2 separate regions of the Homo sapiens genome follow, and region 2 is linked to region 1. Evidence: chromatin loops called from intact Hi-C (ENCODE). Cell type or tissue: PC-9. All regions are shown on one strand.

Region 1 (8,000 bases):
AGGGGAGGCCAGGCTCCCTCATACAACCCCTGGACAGGGGCTGAATCCATGGGGCTGAGCAGCAGATAGACTATAGGCCTAGCCTCCACTGTACTTCATCAGGTAAGGCCCAGTGGCCTGGGACTCTACTGTGGCCACCCCAGCCCTGCCTCAGCTTTCTGGCCAGAAGCAGCTCTGCATTTCCCTGGGATGGATCTCCCAGACGTAGCAGTCAGGGTGCCTTTTTTTCTGCTCCACAGCCCTAACTCCTGTTACCCTCAGGCTCTAGAAGGAACGCAGTGATTAGAGACTAATATGGGTTCCCAGCACAGAGCAGCTGCCTTACAGAAAAGTGGCCAGACTGCTTTACATGCGGGTCCCCACCCCACTACTCCTCAATGGACAGGGTCTCTTGACCTGGGCCCCTCATCACAACCACCTTGCCCTAGCCTGAACATTTCAGTTGGTGGCAGCTCTGTGTTTCTCTGGGGAGGAAATCCCAGAGACAGCCCACAGTCCTCTGCCTTTGCAGCTGCGGTGACTGCCTTTATTGCCCTCAAGCTGGGGAGAGAACTAAGAGCCTGGTCATTATGCTGGCACCTCCAGCATGCCACAGCCACTGTGTGGAAAGAAACCCAGTCTTTCTTCTCTGTGAGTCCCCAGCCCCCACTTGATATGAATCATTCTACCATAAAGACAACATATGTGTGTATTCATCGCAGCACTACTCACAATAGCAAAGACATGGAATCAACCTAAATGCCCATCAACAGTAGACTGGATAAAGAAAATGTGGCATATATACACCATGGAATACTATACAGTCATAAAAGAAGAATATGATCATGTCCTTTGCAGCAACATGGATGGAGTCGGAGGCCGTTATCCTAAGGAAACTAACGCAGGAACAGAAAACCAAATACTGCATGTTCTTACTTATAAGTGGGTGCTAAACATTGAGAACCCATGGGCACTAAGAAAGGAACAAGAGACACTAGGATGTACTTGAAGGTAGAGGATGGGAGGAGGAAGAGAACTGAAAAGCTACCTATTGGGTATTATGCTTATTACCTGGATGACAAAATAATCTGTACACCAAATCCTCATGACATGCAATTTACCTGTATAACAAACCTACACATGTACATTTGAACCTAAAATAAAAGTTTACAAAAATAAATTAAATTAAATTAATGGACACAAGATGAATCATTCAATAAATATTTCTAGAAAAAAATATTTTCTGGCCTTATTCTTACAGCTTGAGCAGCCTTAATAGCTTCTAGCTTTATAGAGATAGCTTAATTTTGACTATGTGCACGTCTTGAAGCTTAGCTTCTTCATCTCTTTATTGCCTATTATTACACCAATAATATATAATAAATAATATTATTACACCAATAATATGTAATATAGCAGAGCTGAAAGAAATCCATAAGTGAAAACCAATGATGCATACCACATGGTTCATGTACTCTGAATCTTGAAGATTGCACACCAGACTCTTACCAGGAAAATCTGCTATATCTGTGACATTAGAAGACCTGAGGACTGGAGGTCAGCCATTAGAATCAGTTGCTATTATGAAAATGTCTTGAGGACAGAGACCATACCTTAGTACCTCCAATGCATGCAACATTTATGTTATTAAAGGTGAGGATAAAAGAAATGGATAGGACAGTTCATTCAGTCTTTTCTTTTTCTCCAAGAATAACAATGTTCTCTTTCATCCAAAGCTCCTGCTGAAAGCATCCAATTTATTTGTTTGCTTATTCATTCATTCATGCTTTCCTTCAATAAATATTATATGATTAGGATTCCTACCTTAGGCAGGCACTGTCCTATGGACCTGAGACAGAGAAAGAGCAAAGCAAAAAACATCCGTGCTTAGGTAACATGCCCATGTCCTCTTCCTTAGAAGTAAAGTCTCCTGAAGTGTAAGTTGAACACATTAGGACTTTAATTTCTCTGTTTTTGCTTTTGATTAATGCAAACCCTACTAGTTGATCAAAGAATTCAACTAACTTTCAAACATCTTAAATATCTCTTAGGTTAAAGGTCAAGATCCTCAGTCAAAAGAACAAGGAAGAATTATGGTCTTTAAAACTTTGAACTCTGTGATATAATCTTAAGTTATCATGTTCAAACTTTCTAAGTGACAAAAACAGCAAACTTGGGAAATAGCTATAGAAGGAGAGAACCAGATTTGGGAAATGCAAAACTGGCTGGCCTTCTTTACAAAGAAAAGCAACTTGAGAGTGAGTCACATTTGAATACCCAGTAGCCAATATAGACAAATTCATATAATATAAAAAGGCATCATTTTCTATCCCTGAACTACAATAATAATACTTCCACACAAATTTGAACTAGAGCAATTGATTAACTTGCTAATTCTTTATTCCCAGGTGACAATAAATGGCCCTTATCCTGCCCAAGGATGGAATAGGTTATAGGGTGAACATAAATGGTTGAAAGTTATTGGAGAATAGATGTGCTGCCAGATTACCATTTACAGAACTGACTCACTATGTTTCTTAGACATCCTGGGTAGGTTCCCTATTTATCACATGGGGTTCATAGAACTTGTAGGTAAAAATAGATGAACCCTCACGTAAAATTTAGTACATGGCATCTAACACTCAAACAGTAATCATATTAGTATCCAAATTGGAATTGACTTTGTGACAGATTTCAAATAGCAGAGTCCTGCAAAGCAATTGCAACATGTCTATGCATTCCTAGCAAATCTGAAAGCACATTCAAAATACTGATGCATCTGGTTTTCCCTCAGGCGACAGCTGCAGCTGCTCAAGTTTGCTGGAGAGTCTGAAGTGACAGCCCCCTCCTGGCTGGCAGCATCACTCTCATTCAGAAGAGAGATCACAGAGCCTAGATCATTTCTGCCTTTGATGTGCATCTCCTAGACGTCAGCAGGAGACTAGACGGCTTGTCAGGAATGAGATTAGAAACCTGCAAAGCAAGAACCTTTTCCTAAGATTTTTCAACTATCCCTGTTGTTACTGGACAGACTCAGGAAAGAGAGAAAAATGCATCTGAAATCTCTACCTTCTAAGGCTTTCGTTGAGAAGAAAAAAGCAAGCCCAAATGTATGAGCCTTTGTGCTGAAATCTATGTGAAAGAAAGAAAAAGATAAGAAAAGCAAAGAAAGAGAGAAAAAAGAAAAAGGAAGGAAGGAGAAAGAGAAAGAAAGAGAGAGAAAGAAAGAAAGCAAGCAAGCAAGCAAGAAAGAAAGAAAGAAAAAAGAAAAAAAAGAAAAAAAAAGAAAGAAAAGTGAGATTGTATCTTAAATGGCTCCAGGGTGGGGCAGGAGGAGTTTAAGAAAACATAAGCAGGCTACACTTTTCCCTTTTTTTTTCAGCGACTTTTTTCTACACAGGATTTCCTGATCACATCATGAGGAACTATGTAAATATGCCCTCTTTGACTCAGTGGAAATAATCATTTCCTGTCAAGTTATTTCAAGGAAGGAAAAAGACCCCCAAACAGCCAAAACCAGAAAAGTACAAATTGTCAAATGAAATTTCATAAGGGACAGTTTTCAAGTGAGTCAAGCATTATTCTGTAATTCGTTCTTAACTTGGTTGCCTTTGTTTTGTATTGTTTTGTTGGTCAAATACATTACTTACATTGCGAAATACCCTGGCATCTCATCTTGTAATCATTGCTCAAAATAAAGTTCACTTCTTGAAAGGTTTGGAATTTATACCAAGCCTGTAGTGATTTATAGTTCAAAAACACTTCCTCTTTCTCTCCATTCTCATCCTCACACTGTTTTGTTTATTGTGAAAGTGGTAGATACAGGTGTGAGTGTCCAGCTTACGACAGGAAAATTTTTCCACACTAGAACAAAACAAAATTAACCCATGGAAATAGATTGATCATTTGCCTTTTCATCTAGACAATTATCTTTCTGTCTTTCTCTCTTACTCTATCACTAACTTACAACATTTAATACTTTTATATCTGTGCTATTCAAATCTTTTGAGCAGTAGCCTGAGGGAGTCAGCCATTTCCACCTTCTTGAAGTGTACTTAGTATTTCTTTAGCATATCATTGGCAAACAGAGGTAATTTGACATTCTCTTTTCCTATTCGGATGCCTTTTATTTGTTTCTCTTGCTTGGTTGCTCTGGCTGGGATTTCCAGTACTATGTTAAATAGGAGTGGTGAAAGTGGACATCCTTGTCTTGGACATAAAGATGGAAACAATAGACACTGGGGACTCCAAAAGGGCGGAAGGAGGGAGAGGGACAAAAGTGGAAAAACTACCTACTGGGTACTATGTTCACTATTTGGGGCTCAATAGAAGCCCCAAACTCAGCAGCATGCACTTTACCCATGTAAAAAACCTGCACAAGTACCTCTTGAATCTTAAAAAAAAAAAAAAAAAAAAAATCTAGCCAGGTGTGGTGTGTGGTGGCTCACACCTGTAATCCCAGCACTTTGGGACGCTGCGGCGGGCGGATCACGAGGTCAAGAGATCAAGATCATCCTGGCCAACACGATGAAACCCTGTCTCTACTAAAAATACAAAAATTAGCTGGGCATGGTGGCGTGTGCCTATAGTCCCAGCTACTCAAGGGACTGAGGCAGGGGAATCGCTTGAACCCAGGAGGCAGGGGTTGCAGTGAGCCGAGATTGTATCACTGCACTCCAGCCTGGTGACAGAGTGAGACTCCATCTCAAAAAAAAAAAAAAAAAAAAAAAAAAAAAAATCCTTACAGCTGTTCACGGCTCCCTTAGGCAAATGGTCTCTCTCTCTTTCTCTCTCTGTCTCTCTCTCTTTTCCCATCACATCCTGGGAAGCTGTCTCTTATATTGGCACTCACCTGGATATAAATTATAGAGGCACTTACTCTTCTGTCGTCCCCTGATTTAAAATAAAAAAAGAAAAATAAACAAAGATTCAGGCTAGCTGATATTCCACAGTGTTTTTTTTTTTAAAAAAAAAAAAAGATAGCAGAGAGATTTTTAAAAAACATCTTTGAAGAATATTCATTCATAGCCTGGCTAGCAAAAATGAGAAGCTAGAGGCTGCATACTTAGTCCTTATACACATTTGCTTGACAGAAAATGTTACAACTGGTATAATATGTAGTGTACTTGTAGGCAACTAAGTTCTTACAAAGCTCCTAATTTAGAACAGCATTTCTCAGTGTTTTGTTAAACAATAGCACCCCTAGATACATTACAATAGAGAGAGAAGAGGCTCTTGTCAAGAAAATTTAAACTGCTTTATACCATGTACATACATCTCTTGGAGATTTATAACGTACATTCGGGTAGGAAAAACAATACTAGAAAAGCCACCTTAATTCTTTTTAACCACATTTTTCCCAAAGTTGACAATGAAATTCTTTTTAAACATAATTCTTACTAATATTCTACAGAACCTGTGTTTTATTAAACTCCCCTTTAGGAATCACAAATTTAGAGCATATCTAAACTGCACTAGAAGAAAAGAGTCTAATCAGATTAAAAGCATTTGGCATTCATTTCTAAGATTATAAATTATGTATATTTTTCCCAATTAATCTAATCCCCTTGGCTTGCTATAATGCTTGCTACTACTTTAAAGTAAATGATATCCAGCGGCTTTATTGTTCTTCCACACATATTCTTCCACTGAAGTAACTGAATGATTCCACCACCACAGGTGATCCAAAACATAAGGTGTATGCCTTATCAGAGAATGAGACACCAAAAACTAGCTCACTCTCGTTGAACTGTTGAAGTCAACTGTACATCAACTATTTGAAAAATGGAAAAACTAGAGCAAATTCTTTGGAGACATAAACAAACTTTGCTAGTTTGCTTACTCATCCTTAGGCCTGTCCTCATACCTCAGCCCTTTTCCAATTCACCTCACACCAATCATATAGTCATTTCTTTCTTCAGCAGGCAGTAGGTTTATAGATTAAATGATGCTTGGTATTAAAATATCTGGAGGCTGTCACCCACCCACAGAGATTATTGAGGCAGGATCCTTTACCTCAATGAGCTTAAAAACTAGAAGCAGAGAAAATGCATAAACAATGAATGGAGTAATACCCATTATGGTAGGAGTTTCTAGGAAGTTCTCTGCAAGCCCGGTGGAAAGTGGCTCAGTGCTATGAACTGAATGTTTGTGTCTCCCCAAACTTCACATGTTGATATCCTAACCCCTAGTGCAACGATATTAAGAGGTGGGGTGGGAGATAATTTAGATCATGAAGGTACAGCCCTAAAACAATGGGATTTGTGCCTTTCTAAAAGGGACTCCAGAGTACTCTCTTGCTCTCTTTCTGCCTGAGGAACCAAGGAGAAGTCAGTCTGCAGCCTGGAACAGGGCCCTCAGCAGACCCTGACTATGTGGGCACACTGATTTCAGACTTCTGGTCTCTAGAACTGGGAGGAGTAAATTTCTGTTGTTTATAAACCACCCAATCTACGATATTTTATTACAGCAACCCTAATTGACTAAGATTCTCAACCTCGGCCAGGCGCGGTGGCTCATGCCTGTAATCCCAGCACTTTGGGAGGCCGAGGCGGGTGGATCACGAGGTCAGGAGATCGAGACCATCCTGGCTAACACTGTGAAACCCCGTCTCTACTAAAAATACAAAAAAAATAGCTGGGCGTGGTAGCAGGCGCCTGTAGTCCCAGCTACTCGGGAGGCTGAGGAAGGAGAATGGCGTGAACCCGGGAGGCGGAGCTTGCAGTGAGCCGAGATGGCGCCACTGGACTCCAACCTGGGGGACAGAGCCAGACTCCGTCTCAAAAAAAAAAAAAAAAGGATTCTCAGCTTCAGCCTCAGGGAGGTCCAGAAGGTTCACAAGGAGGTGAAATTAGATGTGGATCTTGAAGAATGAGTAAGAGTCTACCAAACAGAATATAGGAAGAAGGCTCCAGACAATGCAAACTGCGTATTGCACACAGAGGTATCAAACACAATTGTGCATTTGGAGCTTTCCGCATGGTTGAAATGGAGAGTACATGTTAAAACTGGCAGGTGATGAGACTGGAAAGGTAAGCTGGGGGCAGCCGATGAGGAACATCCCTTTGCAAGTTAAGCAATTCAGACTTTCCAGGGGAGGTAAGAGCCACAGGAAACCTTTAACCAGAAAACTGACATGAGGATGCTGTCCATCTTCTTTAAATTGTTTGTAAAGGGTTTCCCTTAGTTTATCTTTTTAGAATCTTAAATCAGACTTATTGCCTCTGACTCCCGTCTTACATTCTCTAATGCACACAGCAGAAACAGAAATTTTAAAAAGTCGCTAATCCATGTCTCCAATGAGAAAACTACTCTTGATTAAAGCTCTTACATAAGAATTGCTGCTCTGTTTTACTCTTAAAGTAATATACTTCTCTCGACACTTTTTGTTTTTTGTGGGAGTTACTAGTAAGGTACAGCTTCATCTACTAAAATTTTACTTTAATACCCCGAACCTTGTTGCTAGCAGTAGGGGCTGGAACTCCTCATATCCTTCTATGACAAAACAGCCTTGGTGACATTAGAAAGACACAAAATCTACCCTGGCATAAGGTACCTCCAATAGGTTTAAGCCAAAATATAAACCAATTTTGTGACACAGAAACCTAAAGAGGCTAGTACCTTGGAAACTCTTTTTCTATTTTTTCAGGCCAAGGCTGAACTTTTAGAATATTACATAGTTCTAGGGCAAACAGATTCTAGTCTGCAAAATTGCTGGTGGGTCCAAAAAAACCAGACAGGTTTAAGCTTGTTGTTGTAAGAAAAACATGTTACACAGTCCCTAAATACAGCCTAAAGCCTGTGGAAATAATATGGGAGTGCTGGGAAGGGAAGAGCGTGGTCCCTTTAAATAATACGGAAGTGGGGAAGGGAAGTGCTGGCTAGAGGAGGGCATGGTCCCTGGGTAGGGCTCCACCCCCATGGACCTAAGTAAGGATGGGCACTCCTGCCTTCGCGCCCAAATGTTGCATTTCCCAAGACCATCCTGGCCTGCCACACCCCCATCCTGTGCCCCTAAACGC
Region 2 (8,000 bases), 320 kb after region 1:
GGAAGAGGGAGGCAGGGGATGTTACAACAGGGTGTGATTAATAGCAGCTCACTGCTGGAGTTCACTCAGGAAAGGCTGGGTAAATGCTGCAGCTCAAGGTCAGTGTGAGGCAGGCCAAGGGATCGGTTAGCCCTGGAACTTCTGAGTGAGTCCTTGGCTCCAGTTAAATAAGAAGCAGCCAAGATCTGGGAAGGTCAACACAGTCAAAGCCCTACCAGGAACTAGGATTATACCCTGGGCTTCAAGCCAAGACCAGGGCACTCTGGCTGATCTGAGTGTGATCTTGAACTCTGCTTTGCCCTCTGAGAGAAGGAGCCGAAGCTCTGTCTACCTTCAGGGACAGAGGTCTGGAGTTAGTTTCCTGATTACAGCAGGAACAACCCAAGAGGCCATCAGATACTGGGAGGTTCTTACAGTGCTCTAAACCCTTTCAGGCAATTTGAGTCTTCTGTGTCTATTGTCTTCACAGGCATCTTGTATAGTGTTGGAAACCTATAGTGATAAGTGATTTTCAGCTACTTACTAGAGATGGGAGAATTTCAAAGTCCTTTCCTTCATTGTCCATCTTTACTCATTTGGGTAGAGTTATACCCAGTTCTATCCCTGCATACATACTTGCATGCATGGGGTAAGAGAGATCTATTTACAAACACGTGACCACAAACACATGACCAGCTTCCAAAGCTGAGAATGCCAAGGACACATGGAAGTTATTGGTCACCTGAGTATAGAAAAAGCAGGGAAACCCAGCTCAACCACTTTCTGTCTATGAACGTCAATTTTCCTCTTTATAAATTAGGGATGTGTATAAAATAATGTGCATAAAATCTTTGGCACAGTGCCTAACACATTGTGAACACAAGTGTCAGCCAAAATTATGAGCATGCAGCTGTCTCTGTGTCTGTTGAGCAGAGCTTCCTCAATGTGTTGTCAATGGCTCAATTTTGGAAACGGGCAATGTCTCGAGACAGTGCTGATTGCCACAACTTACGGGATGAGTACTACTCGTATCTAGTTGGCAGAGGCCAGATATACTGCTGAGCATCCTGCAGTGAACACACAGTTCCCTACAATCACAACAATGAGTTCCCCTACCTGAAATTCCATAGTGCTGAGGCTGAGAAATCCGGCGAAATGGTCATAGCAAGATGAGATGAGTTTAGCTGATTTCCTTCATCCTTAGGAATAAGAACATGTTAACATATTAACATTATTGACCTCTACCAGCACTTAAAGGACAAAAAGCCTATCAAATCTAAACCTTGCTATGAAACAAAATCTGATTCTTGTGAGAGAAAAGTCTTCCTTGATTCTCAAGAGAAAGTAAAAGGTTTTTGTGGTTTTGACTTAAATAATTCTAATGACTCGATTTGTTTATTGGACAATAGATTGAAGGAGCTAAGCTGGATTTTGTTGATTTTAATTTTTACCAGTAATGTAGTATAAAAAATGTTTTGCTAGACTTGTATGATTTACTAAATAATTATTGATATTTGCATATCATGTAGGATCAAGAAAAAGTCACATGTTAAATTCTGTGTACAGAGATAATTATTTTCAGTCAAATGAAAGTAAAAGAGGCCAGGCGCAGTGGCTCACGCCTGTAATCCCAACACTTTGGGAGGCTGCGGCGGGCAGAATCACCTGAGGTCAGGAGTTCAAGACCAGCCTGACCAACATGGTAAAACCTCATCTCTACTAAAAATACAAAATTAGCCAGGCGTGGTGCTACATGCCTGTAATCCCAGCTACTTGGGAGGCTGAGGCTGGAGAATCACTTGAACCTGGGAGGCGGAGGTTGCAGTGAGCCAAGATTGCACCATTGCACTCCAGCCTGGGCAACAAAAGCAAAACCCCATCTCAAAAAAAATCAAAATAAAAGTAAAGGAGATATTAAGTTTAGCTTGCCTGCAATATACAAATTAAATGTGCTAGAATTGAGCACTTATAGCACAAATTATAGGAAATAAGATAGTGAAAAATTAAAAATTACTTAGGTCATAAAAATGCAGAAAATACATAAAGATGCTTTGGAGCCATAGAGCACCTGTTAAAGCTTGACTTTCATTGTATTTCCATGTTGTTCCATTACATTAGGGGAAGCCTCCTTAGTGGCTCATCACCTCATTGCCTAGACTGGGTAAGCAGGGACACAGGGTCATTGCTACCTTTCACAGGTGCTTTACTGTGCTAAACTTCTGAAAAGCCACCTTTTAAAAAGGGAACATGCATTTTCAAAGCCACTGATTATTAAACCCCTCTTTCAGTCATCTTATTTGCAGACTTTCATTTTTGAGCTTTGTTTGCCATCTGGGAAGGATTTTGAAAGAGAACATAGGCCTCTTCCTGCTTTTATGTTCAGCATGCCATGAATTGCATTAATGAATTCTTAAGATCGTTTGATCTATTTAAAAAAATAGCTCTAGATTCAGTCAGTTGTTAAAAAAATGTGTTCAAGATTGTCTATAATTGCACTAGCCACAAACAGATTTTCGTAGGTATTTTCTTTGTAAAGAATCTATTTGAAATATTGGAAATGTTTTCAGGAACTAGAGACAAAAGATATACATGGTTTTTTGAATAATTTAGCATGTCCTAATTTTTAAATGTCCCTCAGTAGTCATTTATCTGCAGAGCAAGTAAATACAAATTTTAAAAAAATTAACAGTTATATACGTGCTTATTGTAAACAGTCAAGTAATACAGAGGAATATAAAACAGAGTGAATCATCTTCTCCCTGTCCAACCTCACCCTTTTGCAGCAGCCAACATTAACAATTTGGTACATATCCTTTCTCAACTTTCTCAATGCTCATACAAATGCATGGATGTTCATGTTCACATAAAAATGGTGTTTTATTCCTCCCCCAAATGGTGCAGATGCAAATATGATGCAGTAACTTGATTTTTGCATTCAACAATATACAATGAAAATTCCTCCTAGTCAATACATGTCAATCCAATTCATTATTTTGTCAACCTAAGGTAGTCATAAGGGTCAGAATCCAATTTAAGGAGAGGTTATTTAAGTGCATATTGTGAGGGTGGCCAACTCAAACATGCCAACTCCAAAGGAATGGAGTCAGCGTTCTAAAGTAGGGAAATTAAGGTTTCATTTATGTAGTCAGGGACAGGGAAGTTTTTAGCATATTTCATTTTTCAGACAGGGTTGGCACATTGTTACAGCAATTTGATTGGTTTATAGGCAGCGTTTCTTTTTGGAAAAGTTACATTTAACATTCATTACAGAGGGCATAGTAGTCATGGGTTTTCTGTCATGTGGTCTTAGCAAAGCAAGGTACCAAAGAGGAAGTCAATCTATAGCAAGGGTCATTAAGAAGGCAGGAGATTTTTGTCCTGGACATTTAATTATCTCTAGCCATTGTAGAGAACGAGAAAAATAAGAAAGTGAGTTAATGTATAATCTGAGAAACAGAAATTATAACCATATGTGACTCAGATCACAGTCACATCTTTCTCAAGACTTAAAGTGCTTTGGGGGTCGCAACAACTTTTGCATTATATTTATTTTCACAAATTTTAATAACTGAAAAATAGTATACAGTGTGGGTATATTATACTTGAATACTGGTGCCCTACTGATGGACGTTTAGGTTTTTGTAGTTTTCTACCACTACCAACAATGATTTATACTCTCTCCTTAGGTTTGCACCTTTTTTTCTGTAAGATTGATTCTCAAAAGTGGGATGGCAGTGTCAAAGGCTCTCCCAATCAGGTGTCACAGTGCAAAAGCCAACAATGTGTGGTTAAAGGATCCATTTTTTCACAATCTTGCCAACACAGGCTCTTATCCCATTTTGGCTTCTTTGCAAATATCTTAGATGAAAAACAGTATCTCTGTGATTCTAATTTGTGCTTTCCCTATTGCTAGTGAGGATAAGTGTCTTTTCATATTTCATCTCACCATTGCATTTTCTTGTCTGTGACTTGAGTGAAACTTTTCTAATTCTTGCATATTTTATTCTTGCTCAACATGTCACGACTCAGAAACACATATTTCCATCTCCTTTAGCATTTATTTTGCTACTCAGATTTCAGAAGGAAAAAGGATTTTTTTCCTGGGCATTGTCAGTAGTAGCTATTTGGAATGCTAAAGATTTGATAAGAGACATTGAAGAAATGTGAATGTTACTGAACCGATTTGCTTAAAGTAAAGGGAAGACTGTCTATACGTCTGACCAATGCTTTTTGAATGTTCAGGCCCCTGAATCTGGCTGCAGTCCCAGTAGGCATGGGTCCAGGCGTGATGTGTTTGTGGTTGCATCATGGCATCGCTGTCTAACCCTCGCCTTTGCATTGAAGTTGTGCAAAGATTAGAGAACTGTAAAAATCTCAGGCCTGTCTGAGGAAGTCTTTCTTACTATCTATCCCTTTCTTTAAACATGCCTTGAAAAAAAAAGCTACATTTTGTCCTGCTTTGTGTTCATAGTGAATATCTTTCATTGTCAAGAAAATTTTTTCCTGAACTAGCTCTGAAAGATGACTCAGCACTTTATAAGATCAGTGAGCCTTTAAGGAATGACCTAAGATGGAATGTATCCTGTCCAGTGAAGCTCAAGGCATGCACAGGTCGTGTTCACCTCACTCCCTCAGGAGTTGAAGGAGATAAGAAACTGGTCCCACAGCCCTCAACTCTAGCTTGGGTGCCTCGCAGCTACTCAGCTAACCAAAGAAATGAGTGGAAAATCAGTTCTCTGGTCTATTTTTGATGGTGTGAGAAGAAGGAGGATGAGGAGGAGAAGGAGAAGAAGAAGAGATTACTTCTCATTTTAATTGAAATGAGTGACTTTTTATTAATGAGCTTGAATTCAGAATAATTTATTACCCTGGAGTTTTCTTATAATATAATAAGTGAGACTGTTTTCCTTTTTGCTTAGGGCAAAAAATGTAAGGAGGCTGAGTGTTACATTTGGAGGTTTATCTTTTTTTTTTTTTTTTGAGACGGAGCCTTGCTCTTGTCACCCAGGCTGGAGTGCAGTGGCCCAATCTCAGCTCACTGCAAACTCTGCCTCCCCGGTTCAAGCAATTCTCCTGCCTCAGCTTCCTGAGTAGCTGGGATTACAGGCACCCACCACCACACCTGGCTAATTTTTGTACTTTTAGTAGAGATGGGGTTTCACCATGTTGGCCAGGCTGGTTTCAAACTCCTGACCTCAGGTGATCCACCCACCTTGGCTTCTCAGTGGAGGTTTATCTTGTCAGGTTTGGCTTCCTTTTCCCAGTTCCATGAAATGTGAATTTGAATATGTGTTTGTGTGGTCAGGGAGAGTGTTGGGAAATGAGGGTGGGATACAGAGAGAAGGATGATTTAAAGGTTTAGATGGTCTGGTTATTTTTAGTTTTTCTATTCCCATTTCTGCAATAGTTTTTATTTTTCCTCATACACTATGGGAGTTTGTTCACAGAAGGAAGTTCCTGGAGCCTATCCATCAGGAACATTAACTATATTTTTGTTTGTTTTTTTGCATAACTATTTGTTTAGTTTTTCCTTCCCAAATTTGTGGCTGCTGTGTTCTTGTGACTTTTTGTCGGGGGTGTTTTTTTCTTGCTTGCAGTGTTACCCACAATGCATCTATTTTGTGTGTATTAAACAGTCCCTTTCAAGAGTACAAATAATGGTTTGAAATAGGAAGAGTATCCCAAATGCTTTAATCTTATATTTGAAATGTAGGAAATTGGAGGAGCTGAGGATATTTGTGACACATATTTTACATCTTCTCATTGAAAGTAGAGCTGTTGTTTGTCTGCATGGTTTTGAGTTTGGTCACTGAAATGCTAATGACACAGCAGAAACCCTTGGTGTGTGCATAAGGCCACATGACCTCAGGTCAGGAATAAAAGCTTAGGGCTGAGCAGCTCACTCTTTGGTTGAGAATCCAGTTGGCTCCCCTGGAGTGAAGTTCTACACAGACCCTGGAGGAACCACCCCATCTGTAAGGAACCTAAGTTTCTGTATTTCTGGCTTTCATTGTAGAAAACCTGATGTCTTCTATACTTGTTCCCTTGACCTACTTCTAAAACAGTTTATAAACAATTTCAATAATATTCACAGTCAAGTAGAGCTGTCTTTTACTGATATATTCTAAACAACATAAATTAAGGTGGAGCTTAGAACATATAACACAACTATGTCCTAATGACATGAGGAGACACCTTTCTCCTGCAAATAGTCCCAGATATACATCAGTTTTCAACTTGTCAGGATGGCGGATAAGATTCTGCTGTAGGTGTCTTTAATTACCAAGTGGAACTAACATTCTAGTGTTACCTGCAATGTAATGAAGAGCCTGATTCATCTTGATCTTTTTCACTGTACTTACTTATCGTTTTCCTGAGAAAGTGTGGCTTTAGCATTTGTTTTACCTGAGCATATAAAGGTATAAACTCAAGCAGAACATTGATAGAATGAAAGCTAGACCCTGGCTTAATGTAGTCCTTGAAGGAACAAGATGCATTAACAAAAATGGAGTGATGGTTCTAGTAGAGCTGGTATACTGATGCGTGCTGATTGTTACTTCTCTAGCACATGTTATTTGCTACCCTTGTTAATGGTCATTGCATTGGTTGCAAGTCTTGGTTATTTTATATTCAACACTTTAAGAAGAAATGTGCTTCCCTGGCTAGTTATCAGATTTTTTATTTTTATTTTTTTTTCGACGGAGTCTCACTCTGTCGCCCAGGCTGGAGTGCAGTGGGGCGATCTCGGCTCACTGCAAGCTCCGCCTCCTGGGTTCACGCCATTCTCCTGCCTCAGCCTCCCTAGTAGCTGGGACTACAGGCGCCCGCCGTCACGCCCGGGTAACTTTTTGTATTTTTAATAGAGACGGGGTTTCACCGTGTTAGCCAGGATGGTCTCGATCTCCTGACCTCGTGATCCGCCCACCTCGGCCTCCCAAAGTGCTGGAATTACAGGCGTGAGCCACTGCGCCAGGCCTATCAGATTTAATTTATAGGCATTTGAATAGTACAAATGTAAGGGCATGATAGCTAATTAAATTATTCCCCAAATATTTATTGAACACCTAGTGTGAACAAGGAAGCAGTGATACGAAGAATGGGGCATCTAACAATCTAGAGGAAGAAAAAGACAATGAATTGTGGAATTAAAATACAGCATAGTAAGTGCTTCAATATTAAGTCACCTAACTCTTTATTCTCCACAATGTTTAGCAAATAATCTTTTGCTGTTCATTTGGTTTTTCAAGTAGATTTTGTTCTGAGGAAGGAAAGAGAGCACAGAATTTACCTTAAGGTATTTGGTCTACTAGTCAAACCAGTCTCCCAGCAGATTTGTTAGTAGAAATTATCTCCCAAGAGGCTAATCACCATTGTGTAAACTGATGGAATACAATTTCTGGACCTAAGAAAACACAGGTGAAGCCTTGGAATATGATATGTCTCAAATATGCAGCAAACTTGGTGACCCCGACCTGAAAGGCCGGCTGATCTTATGTGGTAATGAAAGCTGGGTCTTAATGCAGGGACATTTTCTGTAGTTAGCCCAGTGAAATGATGTCCCAAGCCAGCCACTCCCACGCTTCTGAGCAGTGTCACCTTAGATGGTCCTTCCCATCACTCCAAATTTCCACAGCTTCCAGTGCCTTCAAGAGCATACTGTATAGGCACAAGCTAGGGATGGGACCAGGGAGGCCTTGGGTAAAAGCAGCCAGTTCAGGCTCTCTGAGATTCTTGTCTCTGGAGGTGAATAGGAGTCCTTGCTTAGGTCTTGGCCACAGAGATAATAATTTAGGCTTATGTATATTCCTGAAACCTTTAATTGGTTTGAGCTCCTGGAAGATTCTCCACCCTTTAGGACCATGTGGTACTTGGTTAACTGTTGGGTACCATATACTTTCTGCTATCTTTAGTATTACATTGAATTTTGGTGACTTAATAATACATGGTTAACCTGAGATTATTGTATCAATGGTATATTTTTCCTGGCAGTCAGAAGATGGCCACCTTGTACATATGGAAGA

The links. A loop is a pair of places that touch in the nucleus more often than their neighbours do. Peaks named below come from ENCODE experiments on the same cell type or tissue, not always from the same donor. Only the 100,000 strongest peaks of a DNase experiment are listed, where the experiment ranks them.
Region 2: it touches region 1 in a loop (5-fold over the local background); 2 of 110 quality-filtered maps call a loop at or near these places.

Annotation. Positions count from the first base shown.
Region 1 is chr6:124,879,580-124,887,579 of GRCh38, forward strand. No RefSeq gene overlaps it. Among named protein-coding and RNA genes, the nearest start is that of RNF217, 79 kb to the right of the region's middle. In PC-9, no CTCF peak of the experiment used is centred here; DNase peaks (open chromatin) are centred at 2,752 and 3,662; H3K4me3 peaks cover 1,280 bases; H3K27ac peaks cover 1,616 bases.
Region 2 is chr6:125,197,824-125,205,823 of GRCh38, forward strand. All of the region lies in intron 1 of TPD52L1 (TPD52 like 1), which reads left to right. Among named protein-coding and RNA genes, the nearest start is that of TPD52L1, 48 kb to the left of the region's middle. In PC-9, no CTCF peak of the experiment used is centred here; DNase peaks (open chromatin) are centred at 138, 4,228, 4,568 and 5,798; H3K4me3 peaks cover 2,863 bases; H3K27ac peaks cover 5,039 bases.